Regions from separate parts of the Mus musculus genome. Here regions 1 and 2 are each linked to region 3. Evidence: chromatin loops called from intact Hi-C (ENCODE). Cell type or tissue: left cerebral cortex. All regions are shown on one strand. Region 1 overlaps Rps19 (ribosomal protein S19). Region 2 holds the start of Arhgef1 (Rho guanine nucleotide exchange factor (GEF) 1). Region 3 holds the start of Rabac1 (Rab acceptor 1 (prenylated)).

Region 1 (8,000 bases), 81 kb after region 3:
TGCACACCTTTTATCCCAGCATCAGCATTCAGGAGGGAGAGGCAGGTGAATCTCTGTGAGTTTAAGACCAGCCTGGTGGTCCTCAGAATGAGTTCCCGAACAGCCAAGGCAACACAGAAAAATCCTGTCTGGAAAAACAAAACAAAAACAAGAAAGGGGATGGGTGAGGAGAGTGGGGAAGACATTTGCAGTCAGCCTTCAGCCTCCACATGTTCTCTATACTGGCAAGGGCAAGCACACAGATGTGTGTGCACACAAGAGTGAGTAAAAAGAAAACATCAGGTGGGTGTGGTGGCCTGCTCCTGTAATCTCCAGACGACCTGTGTTTGACCACCAGCACCCATAGGGCAGCTTCCAGCTAATTCCAGGTCCTTTTCTTGCCTCTGTGGGCACCGGGCCTATGCATGGTGCACAGACATATGTAGACAAAGCAACCATACACAGAACATAAATAAATTAAAAATGTTAACTAACAAGAGTCTGAAATGAGGTCTGAATGGGAAATGAGCTTTTGAGATACTGTAAGTAGTTAGGTGATTTTCACATATGTAAAGACAGGACAAAAATACATTTATTAAATTAGGTGTATTGGCATATACCTATAATTCCAGAGTTTGAGACAGGATAAAGGCAAGTTCCAAGTCAGCCTGTTCTGCAGACTTGGCCTCAGACAAAAACAAAAAACAAAACAAAACAAAACAAAACAATACAAATACCCCCAAACCAAATCAAATCAAAACAGCAAAAGGGAGGTAGAGGCAGGAGAACTGTCATGAATTCCAGGATAGCCAGAGCTATACAACAAGACCCTGACACAGACAGTTAGACAAACAAACAGACAGACAGAACAACCCCCCAAATAGGGGCTAGAGAGATGTTAAGAGCATGTTAAGAGCATGCACTGTTCTTGTAGAAGACAGGGGTTTACGCCCCGAACTCACCTGTAGTGGGTTACAACTGTCTGTAACTCCAGTTTCAGACAGTCTGACTCCCAAAGGTACATGGGCACATGCACACATGTAGTGCACACACACACATACACAAAGCATCTCCCCCAAATAAAAATAAAAAAATTCGAAAGAGGCTTTAGGGGGGCAGCTGAATCATGAAGAAAACAAAAACTACACGATACTTTTGGTAGGGAAAATGGCAAAGGAATTCCAAGGTACGTTTGTAAGAGGAAAGCCAGCCTTTGTAGAGAGGCTAGCTGAAAGCCACCGAGCAGGGAGGAAGTCAGTGGAGAAATGGGGAGGAGAAAAAAACTGGTGTAGATGATGCAGTTGACTTAGTTTTCTCTTCTGTTTTGTGTTTTTCGAGATGGGTTCTCAGTGTAGCCCTGACTGTCCTGGAACTCACTGTGAAGACCACCAGGCTGGCCTTGAACTCATAGAGATCTGCCTGCCTCTGCCTTCTGAGTGCTGGGATTAAAGGTGGGTGTGCCACCATGCCTGGCAGTTGACTTGTTTTTCAAAGGCAAAAAAATGTCACTGTATGCTGTTTGGGGACAAAGGTAGAGATGAATGTGCACACCACATCATGCTTACCTCCTGAGGAAGAGGACTGGGTGGGGCTGGAGAAGGACACAGCTGGATTCACCCACCTTTAAAAAGAAAAGCCAAAAAAAAAAAAAAAAAATGCTGGAAGGTAATGTGTGCCTTTAAATCCAGCAGAGGCAGGCAGAATTTGAGGGCAGCCTAGTGTACAGAGTGAATTCCAGGACAGCCCCACAGCTACGCAGAGAAACCCTGTCTCAAACAGAACAAAACAAACACAAAGTTTCATTTTCATTTAATGTGCATGGGTGTTTTGCCTGCGTGTATGCTGTCAGATCCCCCTGGACTCAGAGGCCATATAGATGAAGAGAATAGTACCAGGGACCTCTGGAAGAACAGCAGGTGGGTTTTTATGTTTTGGTTTTTTGAGACATTGTTTCTGTGTAGTCCTGGCTGTCCTGGAACTCACTTGGTAGACTAGGCTGGTCTTAAATTCAGAGATCCGCCTGCCTCTGAGGGCTGGGATTAAAGGTGTGTGCTACCACTGCCCATTGTGGCAGGTGTTCTTAACAGCTGAGCCATCTCCCCAGGCCCTAATTTTGACTTTGCAGTGGTTTTGTGTGTGTTTATTCCTTTTTATGTTTGCTTCTGTGGAACTCTGGGCTCCTCCTGTGCCAGACAAGAGATCTGCTACTGAGTTACAACTGATTTTCTTTGTATAACACTTTTTTCCTGTTTGTCTTTTGACAGAGCTCTGGCTGGCCTGGATCTCCCTATGTAGACCAGGCTGTCCTCAAACTTGTGATTCTCTTCTTTGCTTCCCAGTATTGTGGGTGTATTCTGCCATCCCTGACTCCCCTGTTACTCCTTAGGCTGGGCATTTTAAAGATTTACTGTTACTTTTAATTGTGTATAGGTGTGTGGGCCTGCACATGGGTATGTGCACCTGAGTGAAGTGTCTGAGGCCAGAGGCATTTCATTCCCTAGATCTGGAGTTACAGCAGAGTCACCTGACATGAATGCTAGGAACTAAATTCAGGTCCTCTGGAAGAGCAGCAAGTATTCTTAAACCCTGGAGCCATTTTCCCAGCCATGGGTGGAGAGCTTTTGCAAGGCTGTTTTGAATACTGTTTTGCATGCCTGGAATGTTTCATAATTCATAAACAAGTCCATGATGGCGTACACCTTTAATCCCAGCACTTGGGAGGCAGGCAGATTTCTGAGTTCGAGGTCAGTCTGGTCTACAAAGGGAGTTCCAGGACAGCAAGAGCTATAGAGAAACCCTGTCTCAAAAATAAATAAAATAGGGCAAGTGGCTACACTTGGTGGTTGATTGTAAACCCAATACTCTGAAGGTGGAGGCAGGGGTTCCAGGCCATTCTAGGCTACACAGTAATTAACACTGCAACTGGGCTGTTAAGATGGTTCAGTGGGTAAGAGCATTTTGAAGGTTCTGAGTTCAAATCCCAGCAGCTACATGGTGGCTCACAATCACCCATGAGATCTGACGCCCTCTTCCAGTTTGTCAGCCAGTGTGCCTATCTTTGGGCTGGACCAAATCGAGCAGGTCCTAAAAATTCAACCCTCAACAACCACACGAAGGTTCCCAACCATCTGTACAGCTAGCGTACTCCCATACATAAAATCTTAATTGCAGCAATTACATGATTCTTCAGTTCAGCTGAGCCTATGTAGGTATGAACCCCCTTCCATGAGCTTGGTGTACCACTAAATGCAGTTGGCAGTTCCTGAAGATTCGTTCCCCTTCTGTACTACAGGCCCCAATGTTGTGGTAGGGGCCTGCTCACACAGGACAGCTATCTTGAGCACCCCCAGTTCCCAACGAACTAGGAGCTGGAATTTAACTTGTTCAGCAGTGGCTAGCAGCTGCCACCTAGTGGCCGAAGAGTGAAGCTGCAGCTATGCCTACTCGGCCAGGTAGTTTATCCAGTCATGGCTCAGCTGAGCAGAATGTACTCATGCTAGAGGGAATTGTAGGTGCCCAAGGTTGACCGCGTGGCCATGTGATTCTCAAAGCCTTAGAGCATTCAGCAAATCACTATGTGACTTCTCTTCAAATGCTTCAATTCAACACTTCAGAGGATTGCTGGGCATGGAAAACATCTGCAAACTGCTTGGCATGCACTTCACACTGGGAGAGGCTGCACAGATCTCATGTATAAGAGTCAACAGCCACTTCCAGCAAGGACTTAACAAGGGCTCTTCTGGGAGCCAGTTTTACCTGGCATCAACCTGTTAGCTTGGAGAAATAAGGAACTGACAGGGAACATCTAGCACCTGGGATGCGTCCATGACCAACTGAGCTGGGTTAGACTTCTGCTCAGAGGCCCAGCACACTCGATACAGCTTACTTGGTTAAATCTGCTCAACCGCACTTGGGGCTACACACAGCATGGAGGAATGGCTCCATCTTTAGCACAGGGACTGACTGACTGGGGAGGTCACTTTCAACTATACAGTTTTTTCTCAATTACCACCACAGATGCACAGCCTTGCCCTAACACTAATGCCACAGCTCCACTGGTGTCTTGAGGACAATCACAATTCCTCTACTCCTAAATGAAGCCAAGAGACCCAGACCAGAGCTGGATGGTGGCTGCAAAGGCGAGGTGATCTAAGTTTAAGGCCAGCCTCAGCAGGATGATAGCTAAGGACACCCATGGAAATCGTTTTGAAAACCAAAACCAGATCCAGACCAGGATTATGAATGAGGCAATTTATTAACCCAGCATCCTTTGTTCTAATGCTTCTTGTTGGCAGCTGCCACCTGTGGGAAGACAGAAAGATCAGGGCGGGGTCAAGGTTTGTCATAGCTCACTGCATCCATGCCCTCAGCCCCACTGTTGCAGACACTTCTGACTCTGTAAATTATACACAGGGCTCAAGCTTCTGCCCTTTGTCCTGAGGGGATGGGTTTGCCAATGTTTGGGGTCAGGCTCTTTTTACTAAGACTCCAAGTTAAGGGCTAAAGCCTTCCAAGACCCTTAGGTGGTAGAGTCTCTTGTAGAGAGAAAATTAGGCACGGAGTGCCTGTCAGATCCCAGGGCTCCTCTTTACACCACTGCTGTTCAGGGTGAGCATCACTTTACATGGAATGTGGTAGGAAGGAAGTCACTCTACAAAGTCTGGGCCTGAACCTGTCTGCCACATCTCTACCCCATCCCAAGCTGTGTAAACCTGGTGCCTGGTACTAAGGAGGAAGAGTGGCTAGAAGCCCTAACACCAAGTATCTGTACGGGACTACAGGTCTAAGTTTATAGAAGCCTCATACCACATTGGGCACCCAGTCTCCAGCAATTATAGTATATCTTATTTTTTTTAATTTTTTCCCAAGACACGGTTTCTCTGTATAGTCCTGGCACTCACTCTGCAGACCAGGCTGACCTCCAGAAATCCGCCTGCCTCTGCCTCCTGCGTGCTGGGATTAAAGGCGTGCGCCACCACCGCCTGGCTAGTATACCTTATTTTTAACCCCTTCCCAGTGTGGCCTCCAGCCCCCCCCCCCCCCCGCTCTGTTTCAACAGACGCATAACGTGCACCTCTCACCTGTCCAGCGATCCTGTCCAGGTCTCTCTGTCCCTGAGGCGTCAGCTTGCGGCCCCTGTACAAAGAAAAACAAAACAAAACAAAACAAACCCTGGATGAGTACAGCCCACCCCCCCAGGGGTGGTGCACAAACAAAGTACCAAGTGATGGAACTGCACTGTGTTTGCCAAGTCCCACTTGTGGCCAGCCACATCCTAACGAGCCCGGGGCAGGAGAGGGAGACCCTTGGGAGTTGACGGGGTGTCGTTTGTGCAAGCATTAGATCAAAAGCCCCGAAAAAATCAATTGGGAAAAGTTAACGAGTAGGCTAATGAAAGCAGACAGTCGCTAAATTACCTTCCCAGAGTCAGAGCAAGTCAGCCAGAGAGGTCTGGGTGAGGCCCTCCCTTTTGCTTTCTGAAGGCCCCATACCTTCATTTATAGGGAGGTCCAACAACCCCACCACATGCCACCAGCAGGCAAAGACTACCCCTGGCCCAGCCACAACCCTGCATACCCATCTTGGTCCTTTTCCACCATTTTCAGCCCCTCCAGGGCTTGGAGGACCCGGCGGGCCACACTCTTAGAGCCTCTGCTGAAATGGCTGGGTCTGACACCGTTTCTCTGCCGTCCTCCATAGATCTTGGTCATGGAACCAACCCCAGCACCACCTCGGAGGTACAGGTGCCGTGCTGTGGAAGCTGTGGGTGGGGCAAGAGGGAGCCTGAGGTCACCTGCTTGTCCTTCACTGTGTGAAATTAGACAACTGTGTAACTGAGACCATGTACCAAAACTGGTGTTTGACACCCCTGGATCTTTGCCCCTCACCAAGACTGGCCCCATGTTCTAGATAAGCCTCATCAAGTGTGGCCATACCCATGTGCCTGATGCAGGCACTTTCTGTGGTGGGCACCTCAAAACTTGTAATGTGCCTTGCCTCAACCATGGGTCGAGCAAGGATTATTGTCCTGTGGGCACTCTTCTGGCCTATCAAACCAGCGTCAGGAAAACCCAAGGCACTGAGCTGAAGCCGTGCCATGCATTCTTCACATCTGCAAGCTACACAGTAGCCAAGAGCCGCATGGTACTGGGGCCCCAGGCAACTTCATTTTAGGGATGAACAGCCCTGTGACAGACTCAGCTCATCTACTACTGCCCAGGTTCCATTTAGCATTGGACTGGCACCCAAGACATTGCCCCCACAGCTTGTCTCTGTTCATTTTGCTTTAATTTTTAAAAAACCCACAGCCCGTATCAGTGTCAGGATTAACAGCCATTTCCAACCTTTTTGCAAGGTGACATCACCAACAACCCCAATCTTAAAGGCCCACTCAAATGCTCTATACCTCTCTGCTCTTCCTCAGGGTGGGGAACCTTGGTCTCACTAGGCTGCCTGGACACAGTGGGTGCTTGAATCTCAGCACATCACCAAAGAACTAGCCAACTGCAAGCACAGCGGACAAACGGAGGGAATCACAACAAGGCTAAAAGCTTCTGCAATGGGGATTCTAGCCGTCCTTTCCAGCACCACATAAAAATCATCTCGTGGGAAACCACCTGCCAACTAATTACAAGGCATGGGCCTGCCATTCCAGAGCTTGTGTGCACTCCTTTTGACTGAATAAAGAACTATTTAGAGGCTGTAAGCAGCAAGACAGCCTATTTCTTTTTATTCTCCTCTTCAACAAGACCTGGCTCTGGCACATTTTAAAGGCACAACTTTAGATAAAGCCCCAGAATTGCTGCTCAGGAGGGGCTGGCACCTTGGATTTGAACTTACTTGCGAAGACCAAGGTTTCATGAAGCACTGCAGCCTAACAACAACAGAAGAAACTTGTGCTAAGAGCAGGGTGGGGACCCCACCCTGACCACCCCGTCTTTAAGTGTGGGATGAAAAACCTTGTATGTTTCCCTCCCCAATGCCTTCATGTTAAACTTCTGTGGAAAAATCTATTCTCCCAGCCCTAACTCACCCTCCCTTTGGTTCTCCAACGGAAGTGGTCCCCTACAAATGTCACTCTCCCAACAAGCCCCCTGGTCCTAACACAGGAGGCCCATGGAGCCTTTTCTCAGGACCTAAAACATGAGCCTGTTTCCCCACTGCACTCCAGCCCCAAAAGCAAGTGACAGAACAAGCCAGCTCATTATCCAGACAAAACTACAAACATAGTCTGAAAACTAACTTTGAACAGAACTAGCCTATCTTCGAAGAAAGTAATGCCACCTCTGTACCCCCCTTTTCAGTGTTATGACAAACGGCTACAATTTGGTAAGAGCCTGAGCTTTTTGATCAAACCAGACAGGAACCCATTAGACCCCAGAATGCTGGGGTCTTCCTGTAGCTCAGCCCAGCCCCCTCAGCATTGCCTTGGTCTCTCAAATTCTGGGAATACAAGCTCACACCAGCAGGTCTGGCCCCAAACTGCTTCTGCTCCAGAAGTGCTGGAATCAAAGGCAAAAGGCACCTGGCTCGATTCCATTTCTTGCTAACCCCATCCTGCTTGGGACACAGCTCAGTGTCTGGCGGGCCCTGGATATGGCAGCCTCCCCCCACAGCAGCTGTGGAAACTAGACAACCAACCCTGTCCACAGCAAGTACACCACTCTACCCAGAGAAACCCAACAGTCTTCCTCTCGCAACTCCACAGCCGCCCTAACCTACCACCTGAAGCACTGTCAACACCACTGCACGCTTGCTTCCAAGAGGGGGTGTGAGGTGCACACCTCAGCTAGGCCTCACCACCCTTCCCTACATCACCCTCCTTAAAAACGTGCTGGCAGGTGGAAGCACCGACCTTTTCCCACACTGTGGAATTGACCTTTTGGTTTTCAGAGGCTGTGTTGAGTCATGGTGGTCCCTGTGCCCATGCCAAAGCCTGAAACAAAGTGGATCCCGTGGACATTTAATATTAACTTATAAACTGCTTCACGGTCTTAAGCGAAGAGGAACTTACTTCCCAC
Region 2 (8,000 bases), 67 kb after region 3:
CAGTTACTCACAGATTCCTGGCCCAGGTGCGGAAGGTGAGTAAACACCCCCACCCCCCAGCCTCCTAAGCTCAATGGAGCCTCTGTGTGGCGACAAAGAGCTCTTCTCAGCCCAGCTGAGGCGGAGAGACCAAGCGGGGTGGGCGTGTGCTGGAGGCCAGGAGCATGGGTCCATGGGTGGGCTGGGTGGCTGTGGGTAAAACCACTAATTTGGGTCACTAAAGAAGGAAGGACCAGGGACCCAGAAGGCTGGCTAGCCCTCAAGGGGGAGGGACTTTGGCACAAGCAAAATTAAAAGCACAGCCCTTAGGAGAAGGTAGGAAGAGTAGGGGAAGGTGATACACTGTGATCTGTGGCGGGCCTGGGCCAGGATGTTGCCTCTGAACCCACCAGCCCCATTTCCTGTGACAGGAAATGTCAATGGTGAACCCCCAACCTCCAACGCCCTCTACACGAGAAAACAAAACCGAGTCCCTCTCTGTCAGACACACTGAGCTCTTGGGCCCCATGGTTCCCTACAGTTCCCAGCTTTGGTCCCTGAAAGATGATGGAGGAGGTGGGGCTCAGCAGCCTGCCCTCAGGGGCATGCTGCTCCCCTTCAATATGAATCCGGGACTCCACCTCTCCTCCCAGACCTACCTCATCCTTCCTATCACCTCTGCTGGCCCCTCCTCTGCCTCCCTATCTCTCCTCCCCCACCCCAGGACAGCTGTCCTTCCACAGCTGGTGTTGGTTCGGTCCAGCTCCACACTGCATCTCTATCCTCTCTCCCCATCCCATCTTCCCTCTACTCTCCCTTTTCATCAGCATCTTCCAGACCCTAATTAGTCTGACTAATGCTGTGTGGATCAGTGTCAGGAGGGAAGGAATGGTGGAAAGAGTGTGGGGTGGACCAGTAGGGGGCGGGTCCCCACACCCCAAAGCTATTTATAACTCTGGCTGCCCGAGACCCGCCCTTCTCCCTCTTCCAGGAGCCTCCTCCCTAGCACTCAATGAACCGTTGCTATGATTCTGATTTCTGCCAAAGATGCTTTCTGTAGTGTCCAGAAGTCATGGCCGGGGGTTCCACCAAGCAGGCATCATTTGTACTCTTCCTCAGAAGCTGGATCTGTCCACCATAAAAGCTCAGCTAATGTCAAGATGTGAACACTGGTGAGCGTTTAATAAATACACTTGCCAACAAAGTCAGCTTATGAGAAACAAGCCCATCTAGTGCGTAAGAACTGTTCTGGGTATATCAGCTCAGTTTTTGCTTTTCTTTTTTCTAGACAGGATCTCACTCTGTAGACTGGCCTCAAGCTTGCGGGCATCCCCCTGTCTTGGTCTCTTGAGTTCTAGTATTATTGGAGAGAAGCACTCTGTCTAGTCCCATCAACTGCAATACCTCCCCAACTACAAGCACTCATCCCCTGAGAAACAAGATGCCTTCAAAAACCACCCTTTCCAGCCAGCCAGACCTTCTAGGTTAGAAGCCATGATCACAGACCAGGAACTCCCATGCTCATCTCAGTTAGCAGGAAATATACTCACCTGACAGACCCCAAAGGAGCCAAGGAGGGCTTGGGGATGTAGCTCAATGACAGAATGCTTGTTTGTCCTTCCTTCCTTCTATTCTCTCTCTCTCTCTCTCTCTCTCTCTCTCTCTCTCTCTCTCTTTCTTAGACAGGAGACAGGGTTTATCTGTGTAGCCCTGACTATCCTGGAACTCTGCAGAGCAGGCCAGCCTTGAATCAAGAGAGTCACTTGTCTCCTCCTTCCCAATGCTGGGATCAAAGGCGTGTGCCACCATACTGGCCTGTACACATCATTCAGAGTGGCCCCCGTAACTCTCACGCTTAAATCTTTATTAACTCCCCCCCCCAAGAAAAGAGAAGCCAAGGGAGGTACGAAATTTTAACAAATTGTCACCAGAAGACCCTGACTCTCTTGTTCACAGTTCACATGCATTGCCTCCACACTCCCCATCACAGTAATAAGGAACAATGGCTGACACTCACGTGTTCTCAGTATGTGTCAGACACAGCAAAGACAGCACACACAGGCTTAGTTTCTATGCAGGGTTCAGGGTCTGTCTACAGATGTTAATGAATTTAATCCTCTTACTGACCCAATGAGGCCAGCATTATTTTGGTTTGTTTTAGGAGAGGAGGGTGTCACTATTATTCTTATTGCTGATTTACAGGAGGGGGAAATTGAGGCATGGCTTATGAGAGTCAGAGCCAGGATTCAGGTTCAGGCAGTCTGGTTCCACAGTTTAAACATTCAGCACACAACACTGCTACACACACACACACACACACACACACACACACACTTTGACCTTGGAATACTAAAATGTGCATCTATTCTGAGATACATCAGGTCTGATGGTGCCTGGAAAGGTCATGTGGCTGCCGTGACTTCTGCAGACACCCAGGATGGACCCAGCAGCTCCAGAAACCTGGGCTCAAAGAGGATTTGAAAAGTAGACATAGGTAAAGCTGGCAAAATGAAGCAACTGACAAAGTCCACTACTGTCCGGCAGAGGGAGCATTTTGCACTTGAGGCTCTGGAGGTGGGGTGGACAGGGGAAGTCAGGGCAGGTTTAGGTCTATGCAGTGTGTGTGTGTGTGTGTGTGTGTGTGTGTGTGTGTGTGTATGTGTGTGTGTGTGTGTGGGGGGGTCCTGAAGAAGTAAACACATAAAGGCGCCTGGGTCCTAAGGGCTCACATTCAACAAGCCTTTGGACTGGATTATTTAGGTCTCCAAGAACTTCTGGGAGCCTTGAAAAAAACTACGAGGGCCCTGGAATGTATACAACCCCACATTCTATTTGACATATAGTGGGCCTCAAGAATCCAGAGAGATGGTGATTCTAAAGGGAAAACTAATGGTTTATGGGACCTCGATAGTGGTGTGTGGTGGGTTCTGTAGGGCCCTGCCTTGATCTATGAGAAGCCTATGCTTATGTTAAAAGCCAGGTCTCCGTGAAAGGCTTCCTGAAACCTGGAAGGTATGTGAGCTCTTATTGACCTATGTAACGTGGCGGGTCTTCACGAGCCCTAAATCTTACGTGGGACGTGGCTGATCTACAACAGGCGCTCACTAATTCTGCAGCGGTGGTGGTGTGGGTGGCAGGGAAGACGTGTGGGGTCAGGTTTCACGGCAACCAAGGGCTGCCTATCTCACCTGTCGGATGGGAAGAGAAGCAAGCCACTGCAGCCTCAGGAACCGAAGCCTCCGCGCTCGAGCTCCAGGTTCCCCCACCCGTGCCGCAGAGTCGCTCTAGCCGAGCCAGAGGCCGCCTTTGCGTCCAGCTCCACTCCTCCCTCCGGCCGCTCTAGCCCGCCTCCTACCGCTCTCCGGCCTCGGCAACTCCACTCCTCCTGCCGGCGGGTATCGCAATACACGGCGCCACGCTGGCCCGATAGGGCCGCTCTGGTCTGCCTTGGAGGACCCTTGTTTCCGTATTTCGACTGCCCCTGTCACTCTCCTGGGCCCCGCCCCCTTAGCAGGAGTGGTGCATGGTTCCATTGCCTGGTTAGGGCTCAATCTCGGAGAAACTTCAAGTCGCTCAGGTCCTAAGCACCTATCGGGACCTCACATGAGCTCTACCTCCCCAACTCGGACCTATTAAATTCCAAATGCTTGTATACCCTCTGTCACCACTGTCAACTCCTCCCGCTGTAATTGGAAAGAAAAAACAAAACAAAAACAGAACCCCCTCACATAGATAGACACACACACACACACACACACACACACACACACACAAACAAAAGCATAAAACACTCATGCGCTCGAGCATATATTTTCTTCTGATAGACTAACCTGCAAAATGCAATGACTTCCCTTTAGGCCTCAGTCTTCCCATCTGTTCAATGAGGATATGTTTCCGGTTCTCTCCCCTACAGCCATCTCCCAGAGTATAATTAATACCACAGAGAGGGTAAGGAAAAAAGCTTTCTGAGACGTGTTTAACGCTCTGTAAGTCTCGGCTTTAAAATGTACTGCAGAGATATTTGTTTATTTTAGGGAGCTCTAATCAAGCATCCATGATCGCAGGGACAGCTCTTTACAGGAAACAGCTTTGAGTTCAAGTCCCAGATGCTCTGTCCCTACGACAAGGCAGTCCGACTCCCTGGGCCTCAGTTTCCCTGCTGATAAATGAGTGTTATCGTTCTTCGCTGGGAGCCTGGATCTCTACCTACTTGTGCTCTCGACAAGTGCTCTCTCTCTCTCTCTCTCTCTCTCTCTGTTTTGTTTTGTTTTTTTTTTTTTTTTTCTTTTGAGGCAGGTTCATGCTAGGTCGCCCAAGCTAACCTCGAACTCATGGCAATCCTCCTGTCTCTGCTTCCCAACTCCTGGGATGACAGGCGGGCGCCAACGCGCCGGGTTTTCTCTTTGCTCTCTTTGACAGATGAGAAAACCGAGGCCAGAGAAAGGCGGCTGCAGGTTCACTGGGCGCACCCTGGGAGGCCCTCCGCGCCCGGTCCCCTCCCTGCTCCTCCCTGCGGCGGCTGGAGGAGGAGGCCGGGCGGGGCCAGGGACAGTGTACCTGGTGTCCGCGCGGGGAGGTGACCGGCGAGGCGCCCGAGGTCGGGCTCGGGGATCCCGGGCCCGGTGTCCCGACTCCGGCTTCCTGGCTCTGGCGGGCAGGAAGTCGGGGCGTTTTTCCGGAGCCCCCGCCCGCCGCCCCTCCCCGCTTCCTGCCCGCGCCCCGTGCCCGCCCGGCACCTCGGCTTCCTTCCCCTTCTCGCCGCCCGCGCGGCTCCTCCTTTCCCCGCGGGCGCGTCCCCACCCGGCCCCGCCCGGCTCCCCTTCGCCTTTGTCCGCCTCCGCCGCCCTCCCTGCTGTTGCCCAGCTCCTGCCCTGGCCCTTACTCTCTCTTTCTCTTAGTTTGCGACAAGGGCTCCCTATGTAGCCCTGGCTGGCCTCGAACTTGTTGTGTAAGGCGGGCTGGATTCGAACTCAGGTGTCTCTGCTTCTGGAGTAGAGAGATTAAAGCTAAAGGTGCGCGCCACCACCCTGATCTCTTTTTCGAAGCTCGAAGGCCTTCCTGCCCACAAGGTCAGGGGCCCATCCAGGCACTCCTTGCTTTCTGGCCTCTGTTGCTTCTCCCTGCTGCAGCTCCTCTGTGCCTTGATCACGCTGGGCCCATTTCTTGCTGTTGGCTGTCTCTCTCATGCTCTGAGATTTCAGGCTTTGTCCTTTCCTCAACTGTTATTATCAGGCCAGCCAGTTTGTGTCTGCTTCTTCCTTTGGCTATTTATCTCTGCATCCTTGTCTCTGGGGATCCCACTGAGTCTCCTCTTGGCCTCCTGTCTTTTAACAACCTGAGTCTGCTCTTCCCATCCCAATGACTGTCACACCACTCTAGCTCTCTCTGTCATCCCCCTCCCCCCGGTTCTTGACAGAAACTCTCCAAATCTGCCTTATGCAAGTGAACCCATGAGGGAATTAGGCCCCACTCCAGAAAATAATATCTTGTGTTCTCAGAGTTTAAATATAGGTAAAAATTTGGTAACACCCGGGCTGGTTCCCCCTTGCTTTGGGACATGAGGAGGGTGAGGCCCTATAAGGGAGATAAACCAGCATTTCAATTGGGGTGGGGACTTCCCCAAGAGACTTCCTGTTATTTTGGGGGGAGGGGGTTGGGGAAGACAGACAGCAAGAACTGTCTGGTCCCAGATCTCAGAAGTGGTCAGGTGAGAACTTGAACCTAGAATCCTGGGTCTGAGGGGGGAGGGGACTTGGGTTTTCTGCTCCTGGTTCCCTGGCAGTGTTGAGGAGCAGTCTACATGAGATCCATGACTCCTGCCAAGGGCTGCTTTGGGAAGGATTTATTATCACTTAAGTGGCCATGACAGATCTGGGAGGAGGGGGGGTGACACTAACGAGGCTGCTGTAATCAGCTCCCCTAGAGGCAGCGATTAAGGGCTCATTACCCACTAGAGAGGGAGCTGGACTTGGGGAAGGACAAGATTAGGTGGGAGAATAGGGTGGGGCAGCCTGGAGGCAAGGGTAGGCCACTCGAGTGGCTGGAGCAAGCACTGGGAAGGGGGGACTCCAGGGGAAGAGTGGGGAGGCAGGGATGCTGGAGTCAGACATATGGCAGGCAGGGAAGGGTGGGACATGTCAGTCATGGCTTTTCCAGCTGGGCATCTCCAATGTGGAGGTTGCCCACATCCTGGTAGGTGCCCTGGAGTCCCCTGGAGATGTCCTCATACATAGAACAGTCATCAAGGTTCAGGCCCTGCAGGGGTCAGAGAGGAGACATCAGTACCCTGACAGCTGGAGCCCCAGCGTCCAGTCAACTCCAGGGTGAGACTCAAGGCAGACACCACACCCCATGCACCCGACGCCTGCTGCAAACAGTGCTTACCTCATAGAGATTTTCATCTTCATAGTCATCTGGCATGTCCACCCCAAACTTCTCATTTTGCCACCGTTTCTACAGAAGGGGATGAAGTAGAAGCGACGTTTAGCAAGGAGGGAGGTGAAGGGTTTTTAGACTGTCTCCTACTAGCAAGTGCTTTATCAGAAAGAGTGAGGGATACTGTGCTCCCCACCATCAAGGCAGATCCCACCATCAGGATCTTGGCAGATTCTAGTCTCTGCCCCTCTCCTCTCTTTCTTTTTATGGGCCTCAAACTTTAAGCAATCTCCCTGTCTCAAGTGGACTGCTGCACCTCCCTGCCACTCCACTGATGCTCTGAGGATCTCTATCTAGCAAGAACTACCTGGGAACTCAGTACGTGGACCAGGCTGGCCTTGGCTCCCGAGAGATCCGCCTGCCTCTGCCTCCTGAGTGCTGCTAGGGTCAAAGCTGTGCACCACCATGCTAGCTCTCTACTGCTCCTCAATGACAAGCAGAACGGCGAGCAGGGAGTGAGTGGTGCTGGACATCTGTAATTCCAGTGCTTGGCAAACTGAGGCAGGAGGATTGGGAATTCCAGACCAATATGATCTATAGAGTGAGTTCTAGCCCAGCCTGAATTACATAGCAAAATGCTGTCTAACCCTCCCCACAAAAACAAAACAAAACACAAAACAAAAATTAAAACAAACAAAAATAAAACTGGTGGTGCCACCTGCCTGTAATTTCAGTGCTTGGAAGGTAAAGAGGAATCAGGCCAGCCATGGTGATATAGCAAGTTTGAGGCTAGCCTAGACTAATATCTAGCTTTAAAAAAATAAAATAAAATAAAGTAAAATAAAAACTGAAAGCAAAGAAAGTCCAGATGATAGCTCAAGCTGGTAAGTGTATTGCCATGCAAACCTGAGGATATGAATTTGGTGTGCGGAATCCCACAGTGGGAGGAAAGAATCAACTCCTGAAAGTTGTTCTTCGACCTCCACACTCAACATGCCCACGTACACACTAAGACATAAATAAAGTGCAGGGCGATAGGGGTGCACAACTGTAATCCCAGCACTCAGGAGGCAGAGGCAGGTGGATCTCTGTGAGTCTGAGGCCAGCCTTATATCTAGGACAGCCAGGGCTACACAGAGAGACCCAGTCTTGGGGGGTTAGGTGGTGGGGAAAAGAAAAAGTTAAAGAAAGGAAGAAGGGCAGGCATGGTGGCCCTTTAATCCCAGCAGCACTTGGGAGGCAGAAATAGGCAGATCTCTGTGAGTTCAAGGCCAGCCAGGGCTACATAATGAAGCCCCAATGTGGGTGAAAAATGTTGTCTTCTGGCCTAAGGAGACGCAGGGGCTCTGGGAGGACACACCTTCTTCCCTTGTCTTGGCTGCATTTGCAGGGGACTCCCGTTGGCGGGCCAGAAGTGAGAGGGTTTCTATGAGGGCCGTGGGGACACGCTGACCCCCCTGGGAATCCTTTTGGTGGTTATTCCCAGCCTCCCAAACTTGGAAGGACAAACCTTGGAATTCAGAGGACCAGCTGGACACTGGGAGTCACAGTCCAGGCCCAGGTAAGCCAAGATGACTTGAGGGGTGTCACTTGGGGGAGACTCACCCTGAATAGCAGCAGCGTCCCTGGCACCACTGCACAGAACA
Region 3 (8,000 bases):
GTCCCCCTTTTCTCAAAACCATGATAAATAATATAAAGCTTTTAAAATAATCAAATGCTTGGGGGTGTGGCTCTGGTGCAGACTACTTGCCTACAAAAGCTCTGGGTTTGTTCTGAGCCCTGCATAAATAAGGTGACAAGATGCCTGTGATCCTTTCGTTGTTATTGTTTGTTTGTTTGTTTCTTTTTAAGACAAGGTTTCACTGTGTAGCCTTAGCTGTCCTGAAGCTCACTTTGTAGACCACACTGGTCGTGAACTCACAGAGATCCAACTGCTTCTGCCTCCTGAGTACTGGGATTAAAGACATGTGCCACCAACCCCTGGCCACATCTGTGATCCTACAGAATTCTTGGACTAGGAACAAAAATCAGAAGTTCAAGATCATACTATCCTTGCCTACAGAGCCATGGTAGAGAAAGAAAAAATAATAAAGCTGGCCATTTTCTAGCGGTGACCACCTGTAATCCCACCAGGTGGGAGGCAGAGAGGGGAGGATCAGCCATTCAGGGTTGGAGCACTTGGGGCTCTTTGTACTGTGACCTCTGGTGATCTCAGGACAAGACGATCCTGGGAGGGAGGAGTTGCATGGGCCAAGACCTCTCCTGGGACACCCACATACTCTGCTTCAATCACCTAGCACCAGGAAGGAGCATCCGCTTTGACAGAGGGACTCAGCACAGGACAGAAGTGGGGGAGGCCCCTTGAAGTCATGCAGCCGGCATTATGATCAAGGTCTCGAGTTCCTGTTAATATCTTCTGGCTTTTTCCCAGTGCCACTTGCTCTGGGAAGCACAGGAAAGAGCTCAGAGCCAAGTCCCATCTCCCACAGCCTTCTCGGATGTCTCCTACTACCTACTGACTCAAAACCCATCTAACGTGAGCCTCCTCCCTCAGGAACCTGAAAGTACCCCCTGCCTCATCACATCTCTACCTCAGGGTCCTCGCTTCCACTGTCCCAAAGGACTCCTTTCCCAGCTTCCAGACACCTATCCTAAAAATCCCAGTATTCAAATTTCTTACATTCTTTGAATTAGTTTGCCACTTTCTGCAACAGTGTTGCCTCTGGATCCCACTGCCTTCTCCACTGCCTTCTCCCGAAGCCCCGACTCCCACCAGGGCAGCAGAGACTTGAGGGTCATGAAATAGAAAGAATTTGCTTAGTCCTCTTAAAGAAACTGAATTGGTTCCCATAGCAGTCAAACCCAGCTGACTTTTGCCGCCAAACTGGTTTCCAAGGTTCTCTGTCTTTTCCAGTACTCTGGCCTTGTGGTGTCCCTCTTTAGTCTTTAGGCTAACTGTACATTTGCAGTCCTCCACTGATCTGAAGCAATGCTGGACCCCAAGTGGGAAACCCAGACACAATTTCCTGCTGAGTGGCCCATACTGAAATCCCAACCCGGAGGAGTTCCGTTCCCAGCACCCATGATTTCTAGACAGCTCATAATTGCCTGTAACTCCAGTTCCAGGAGCTCTAAAACCCTCTTCTGGTGGCACACACGCATAAACATATAAAAGTAAATCTTTTCTTTTAAAATGCAAACATTTATTTTTAAATCATGTGTATCTGAGTGTGGGTATGTGCACATGAGTATGTCTGATTGGCTAGAGCTGGAGTTTCGGGCAGTTGTGAAGCACTGGGTGTGGATGCTGGGAACCAAGCTATGATCCTTTGAAAGAGAAACAAGTAAGCCATCTCTCCTGTCTCACTTTCAAAGTAAATACTTTTAGGAAAGAAAAAGTAAATGAACTCTTTCCCAGACTTGCCCAGTTAGAATCAGAATATCTGAGTTTTCGAACAATGTTTTATTAAGCTCTCTCGAGCCAGAACGACAGCTCTGCACGGTCCACGGAAGTACGTTTCTGCCATTCGAACTCCCACAAAATCCTCTGTCCTGACAGTCCACCTGCTGTAGTCCACGCTGAGCCTCCTGAAACTACAATTCCCACAATGCCTAGAGGCTCCCGACGAGCTCTTAGCATACATCTCCCAAGATGTCTTGCGAGGCAAACCTGCCTCTTGACGCCACGATGACTACAACACCCACAATGCTTGGAGGAACAACTACCGCCCTCTAGAGCTCCCAACGACGCCACTTCCAAAGAGTCCCGGCTGGGGTGGGGCCGCCTAGGTGCTGCTGGGCTCCGGGCTATTTACAGCGGTTCTATCCACTGCAGTGCAGACATGGCGGCCCAGAAGGACCAGCAGAAGGATGCCGAAGGGGAAGGGCTGAGCGCCACGTGAGCAAGCAGGGTGTTACCCCCAGATCCGAGATGCAGGAGTCCCTCATCTCCTCAGAGGTCCTGGGAGGGACTCAGTCCTGTTGGCTCCCTCTCAGGACCCTTCCTCCTAGGGGTTCAAGGTCATGCTTGGGACCAGGTGTGCTAGAATCTGGGGTCCAGATTCTACCCTCTCCCTCCCTTCAGCTGCTCTGCTCTGCCCTGCCCATTAGGACCCTGCTGCCCAAGCTGATTCCATCCGGCGCAGGCCGAGAGTGGCTGGAGCGGCGCCGGGCGACCATCCGGCCCTGGGGCACCTTCGTGGACCAGCAACGTTTCTCGCGACCCCGCAATGTGGGAGAGCTTTGCCAGCGCCTGGTACGCAACGTGGAGTATTATCAAAGCAACTACGTGTTCGTGTTTCTCGGCCTCATCCTGTACTGCGTGTGAGTGCCTCTGCGGCCCCGCCCTCGATAGTCAGACCCCGCCCCCGGCTGCCAGGCCCCGCCCAGACCAGTTAGCCCACTTTGTCACTACAGGACCCGGTCAGTCTGTACTCCTGCATTCACCTGACCAGGATGTGGCCTTCGCTGGCCTAGAAGGACGTAACCTCAGTCTGTGTCCAAAGCTAGAGGGGCCTGGCTGACGCAGCCTCGGATACCTAACTCCTGTCTCCCACACTCTTCCAGGGTGACATCTCCCATGCTGCTGGTGGCTCTGGCTGTCTTCTTTGGCGCCTGTTACATTCTCTATCTGCGCACGTTGCAGTCTAAGCTTGTACTCTTTGGTAAGAAATCTCCTGCCCAAATGGCTCCTCGGGCCTTTCTGATCGTGGTCTCACGGAATGCAAACTTCCGAATAGTTGGGACCCAAGACGGCCCCCACCGAGCTGTCCACTAGAGTCACTTAACTTGGTCTTTAAGGGCTTAGACCCACCAGGTGCTCCCCTCCAGTCTCAGCTTCCCAAACCCAGAGAGACCCCAAAGCCCTGGCACCTCTGTCTCTTGTAAATGACTTAATCCAATTCCACTCAACCCCCCCCCCCCCCCCCCACGGAACGCATCAGCTGCAGATACCCACACTGCACACCAGGTGGCGACCTCATGCAGGCCTAGATCCGTGTTCCTTCCCAAGTCTTGGCCCTGATGATTCTCAGAGGGGAAGGCTGAGATCTGTAAGTCCGGTGGCCCCAGACTGTCACCAGGACCACTGGAAAGAAAGGTGTCAGGGAAGACCCAATGAGGGGAATCCAAAAGTTTCCGAGGAGACTTAAAATAAGTCTTTCATAGCCCAGCAAGCTTAAGGACCAAACAAAGATAGGCTGTGGCAAAGAAATAGACTGAAGCAGGTCAGAACTTGGCTTCTGCAGGTAGTGGTCACTAGGACATACACACTTTTCAGGCATAGGAGAGCGTGGGGCGGGGGTGGAGGAAATTAATATATATGTACTAGGGTTTAAAGAGTGTGTTGCTATGCCCTAGCCTTAAAAAATGTGTAATGCGGGCCCTCTGGAAGAATACGTGCTTTTAACTCCTGAGTCACCTTCTCCAGCCCCCACAAACCAAATTCTCGCAAGGTGCATCAAAGAACACATCCTTAAAACCAGAAGCTGGCCTGTGCCTCTAATCCCAGCACTTGGGAAGCTAAAACAGGAGGATTGCTACAAGTTCAGGATAAGCCTAGCCGGGCGGTGGTGGCGCATGCCTTTGATCCCAGCACTCGGGAGGCAGAGGCAGGCGGATTTCTGAGTTTGAGGCCAGCCTGGTCTACAAAGTGAGTTCCAGGACAGCCAGGGCTACACAGAGAAACCCTGTCAAAAAAAAAAAAAAATCAAAATAAGTGCCTAGAGAGATGGTTCAGCAGTTGAGTACTCAGTTGAGTACTGTTCTTGGTTTGGTTCCAAGCACCCAAGTCAGGTGGGTGCCCATGGCCACCTCCTCATGGGCACCTGATCTTGGGCACGTATGCGTGCAGGGCATATACACACAATTCAAAGAAATAAATCTTAACAAAGGAAAAAAGGGGACAAAAATCCTTAGGTCAGATTTGACTGTGGAGCCACCAGCCTGAGACTCCCGGTGACCAGGGTGGAACATCAGGCCCTAGTCTGAAGTGACCTGAGGGCTCCTGGGAGAGGTGAAGCTAGACAGCAGAGGTGGGGCAGAGGAAGGTTGTTATGGGGACAGGGGGCTTTGGGGAGGCAGGGTAGGGGCCAGGTATGGGAGACACTGATGTGAGGAGTCTGTATTATTACATGGAAGGTTCCAGAGTCTGTGACACTAGATGGGTGGAAAGTGACCCTGGACACTTGTGGGAAAGGGTCGGGTGGGAACGGCTACCTTACACCATCTGTTCCCAGGCCGGGAGGTGAGCCCAGCACATCAGTATGCCCTGGCTGGTGGCGTCTCTTTCCCCTTCTTCTGGCTGGCCGGTGCTGGCTCTGCTGTCTTCTGGGTCCTGGGTGAGTACAGGGTCTGTGTAGGGTGAGGCTGGGAGCCAGGCGAAAGAGCACAGCCTGAACCACCCATCCCCCTACAGGAGCCACGCTGGTACTCATAGGCTCCCACGCTGCCTTCCACCAGATGGAGCCTGCAGATGGCGAGGAGCTGCAGATGGAACCTGTGTAAAGTGTCCTCCAGGACCTGCCGGCCTCTCCTGCCGGCCGGCTGTCCCATCTCTGTCTGTTCTCGTCCTACCTGGCCTTGCTGCTCAGCTCCGAGCCTTCCACCTGAGGCCTCAAACCCAGGGAGGGGCTTTTGTCTTTGGAAATAAAGCTGTTACAATTGCTATTTGGCCAATACTTTCCTGGTATTTTCTCTTTTATAGGTAAGGAGAGGGGTTACTAAAACACGAGGTCTGAGGCTGGAGAGATGGCTCAGCCCCAGATGGCACTGGCTGCTCTTCCATAGGACCTGGGTTCAGTTCCCAGCACGCACTTGTACTGCACACACCCACCCACCCCCCCCCCACACACACCTAAGCATAATTAAAAATAAAAAAAAGTCAGCTGGGTGGTGATGGCACACACACATGCCTTTAATCGAAGCACTCAGGAGGCAGAGGTAGGGTGGATCTCTGAGTTTGAGGCCAGCCTGGTCTACAGAGCCAGGTCTGTAGGCATAGGTCAGGTATAGCTATATAGTGAGAACCCTGTTAAAGAAAGAGAGATGGAGGGAGGGAAGGCAGGAAGAGGACTATGGCCAGAGCAACCCTCCCAATGTGAATGAACCCGAACAGTTGGGGAGCAGCTGCAGGTCCTTTAAGGAGCCTGTCCTGGGCAGACAAGGCATCCGTTGCAGAGGCAGTGAGGAGGCAGCACAGCTGGCCTGTGACTTGGAGAAGCTTGGTGAGGGAGCCTGGACGTCGCAGGAAGCTTTGATTTTTCTCTTGAAGAGCATGAGAGAGTAAATTTTTTTTTGAGATAGGTTTCATGTAGCCCAGGTTGTCCTCAAACTCACTACATAGCCAAAGCTGGCCTTGGACTCCTGATCTTCCTGCCTCCACCTCCCCGGTGCTGGGATTACCGACATTCCGTGGTGCCCAGTGCATACATGCTCAGCAAGCATGCGGCTGGCTAAATTGGCTTGTTAGTAGAGCTTGCAGATTTGGCTGTACAGAGACCCTGGTGATGTTTCTGGGAGCCCTGAGGGACACAGCTAGGCAACCGGAGAGCAGGGAGTGGGGTCACCCAAGCCTTGCCATGCACACACACACACACACACACACACAGACACACACACACACACACACACACCTCCACAACATCGCCCTCTCAGGTCTATATCATGAGCTCACAGGGCACCCAGCAGTGCTGTGGAATCCTGCCTCGGTCATCCAAGCCTCCGGCCCAGCATGATAGCTGTGTGCCTGAAGCAAAGCCGGTGTGAGGTGTATGTGCAGAATGGAAAACCCAAGGACTGGAGGGATGACTCAGCGGCTAAGAGCACTTCCAGGAGCCTGAGCTTGGCTCCAGGCACCCACTCTGGGCATCTGTGACTCCAGCCCCAGAGGATCTGGCAGTCTCTTTTGGCCTCCACGGGTATCCACATGTACACATGCACACACACACACACACACACACACACACGTACACATAACTGAGATTGAATGCGAAACAGTAGACTTCAGAGAGTCCATGTGAAGGAGGTATACGATACTCATTACTTATGTTTATATATACCCCAGGTGGCACATCACATGCCTCCAATCCCAGCACTCAAGAGGCAGAGGCCAGCCTTGTCTCTATGGAGAGCTCCAGGACAGCCAGGGCTATATATTTGCACATATCTGTGCACATATGTACACATACACATCACATATACAGAGAGAGGTGGGACGCCCAGACTGACTTTCCGTGTAACTGCGCATGACCTTGAACTTCTGCTCCACCTGCCTCTGCTCCCGAGTTCTCGGGTGGAGGGTGGGCTTGTGCTGCCCACCACGCCTGGTTTCTGTCGTGCTGGGGAATTGAACCCAGGGCTTTATGCTTGCTAGGTGAGCACTCTACCACCCGGGGTATAGTCAGAGTCCCTCTTGTTAATAGTGATCATCTTGTTTGCTCTGCTGTGTGTGTGTGTGTGTGTGTGTGAGAGAGAGAGAGAGAGAGAGAGAGAGAGAGAGAGAGATGGGGGAGGGGAGAGTCTTATCATCTAGCCCAGGCTGGCTTGGACTTCACAGTGTAGCTCAGGCTGGCCTCAGCTTTGTGACAGTCCATGTGCATGCATGTGTGCCTGTGCATATGTGTGAGTGCACAGATGCATGTATGTGTGTGCCTGTGCATGTGTGTGAGTGCAAAGCACGTGTTTGTGTGTGCCTGTGAATGTGTGTGAGTGCACAGATGCATGTATGTGCGTGTAGCTTTGGCTGTCATGGAACTCGCTCACAAAGCTGTCACAGTGTAGCTCAGGCTGGCCTCAGCTTTGTGCCTTAGCCTTCCAAGTGTTAAATTACAGACAGGTGCTACCACCCCAGATCAGGATAATGTATATTGGAAGAAATGTTATTTTGGATATATTCAGTAAAATTGTTCATTTGACTTCACATGTATGTAGTATGTGTGCATGTGTTCGAATGCATAGGTACATATACATATATGTGTATGCCTGTGCATGTGTGTAAGTGCACAAGCACATGTATGTGAATGCCTGTGCATATGTGTGAGTGCACAGGCATGTGTATGTGCGTGCCTGTGCATGTGTGTGAGTGCACAGATGCATTTATGTGCATGCCTGTGCATGTGTGTGAGTGCACAAGCACATGTATGTGCGTGTAGCCTTTGCTGTCATGGAACTCGCTCTATACACCAGGCTGGTCTCAAACTCATGGAGAGCTCCCTGCCTCTGCCTCCCCAGTGCTGGACCACCACGTCTGGCAAATCCCCACTTTGCTTTGTGAAACAGGATCCCTCATGGAAACTGGGTCTCACTTATTTGGCAAGACTAGCAAGACCAGGGATCTTCCTGTGTCTGCCTGCTCAGCACAAGGATTACAGACCATGTCCTCATAACCAGCTCTTTACATGGGCCCAGGGGATCTGAACTCAGGTCCTCAGGCTTCGGCTGCTAGCACCTGACTCACTGAGCCATCTCCCCAGCCCCAACTTTCACTATTTATTTATTTATTTATTTATTTATTTATTTTTATTTTTATTTTTATTTTTATTTTGAGACAGGATCTCAAAAAAAAAAAAAAATACACAGCCCTGGCTGTTTTGAAACTCACAGAAGCGGGTAGTGGTGGCGCATGCCTTTAATCCCAGAACTCGGGAGGCAGAGGCAGGTGGA

The links. Peaks named below come from ENCODE experiments on the same cell type or tissue, not always from the same donor. Only the 100,000 strongest peaks of a DNase experiment are listed, where the experiment ranks them.
Region 1: a loop joins it to region 3, with 5 times the contacts of the local background. A loop is called at or near these places in 21 of 42 quality-filtered maps.
Region 2: it touches region 3 in a loop (4-fold over the local background); 15 of 42 quality-filtered maps call a loop at or near these places.

What each region holds. Positions count from the first base shown.
Region 1 is chr7:24,886,022-24,894,021 of GRCm38, reverse strand. Rps19 (ribosomal protein S19) reads right to left here. Exons shown (of 6, transcript NM_001360119.1): 4 at 5,557-5,740; 5 at 5,061-5,115; 6 at 4,211-4,281. The coding sequence ends at 4,255. Among named protein-coding and RNA genes, the nearest start is that of Rps19, 5.4 kb to the right of the region's middle. In left cerebral cortex, a CTCF peak has its summit at 3,396 (motif pointing left); a DNase peak (open chromatin) is centred at 3,395.
Region 2 is chr7:24,899,665-24,907,664 of GRCm38, reverse strand. It overlaps Cd79a (CD79A antigen (immunoglobulin-associated alpha)), which reads right to left. Exons shown (of 5, transcript NM_007655.4): 3 at 7,960-8,000; 4 at 6,364-6,432; 5 at 5,807-6,234. The coding sequence ends at 6,121. Arhgef1 (Rho guanine nucleotide exchange factor (GEF) 1) reads right to left here and starts at 4,679. Exons shown (of 30, transcript NM_001130151.1): 1 at 4,537-4,679. In left cerebral cortex, CTCF peaks have their summits at 83, 2,498 and 3,365; DNase peaks (open chromatin) are centred at 2,521, 3,385 and 4,471; H3K4me3 peaks cover 2,609 bases; H3K27ac peaks cover 2,023 bases.
Region 3 is chr7:24,966,765-24,974,764 of GRCm38, reverse strand. It overlaps Rabac1 (Rab acceptor 1 (prenylated)), which reads left to right and starts at 2,037. Exons shown (of 5, transcript NM_010261.2): 1 at 2,037-2,238; 2 at 2,451-2,663; 3 at 2,907-3,004; 4 at 4,577-4,678; 5 at 4,756-5,015. The coding sequence starts at 2,183. The coding sequence ends at 4,844. It overlaps Mir7046 (microRNA 7046), which reads left to right and starts at 4,690; the gene lies at 4,690-4,755. In left cerebral cortex, CTCF peaks have their summits at 2,086 (motif pointing left), 3,123 and 3,322 (motif pointing right); DNase peaks (open chromatin) are centred at 2,046, 2,684, 3,302 and 4,773; H3K4me3 peaks cover 1,532 bases; H3K27ac peaks cover 1,064 bases.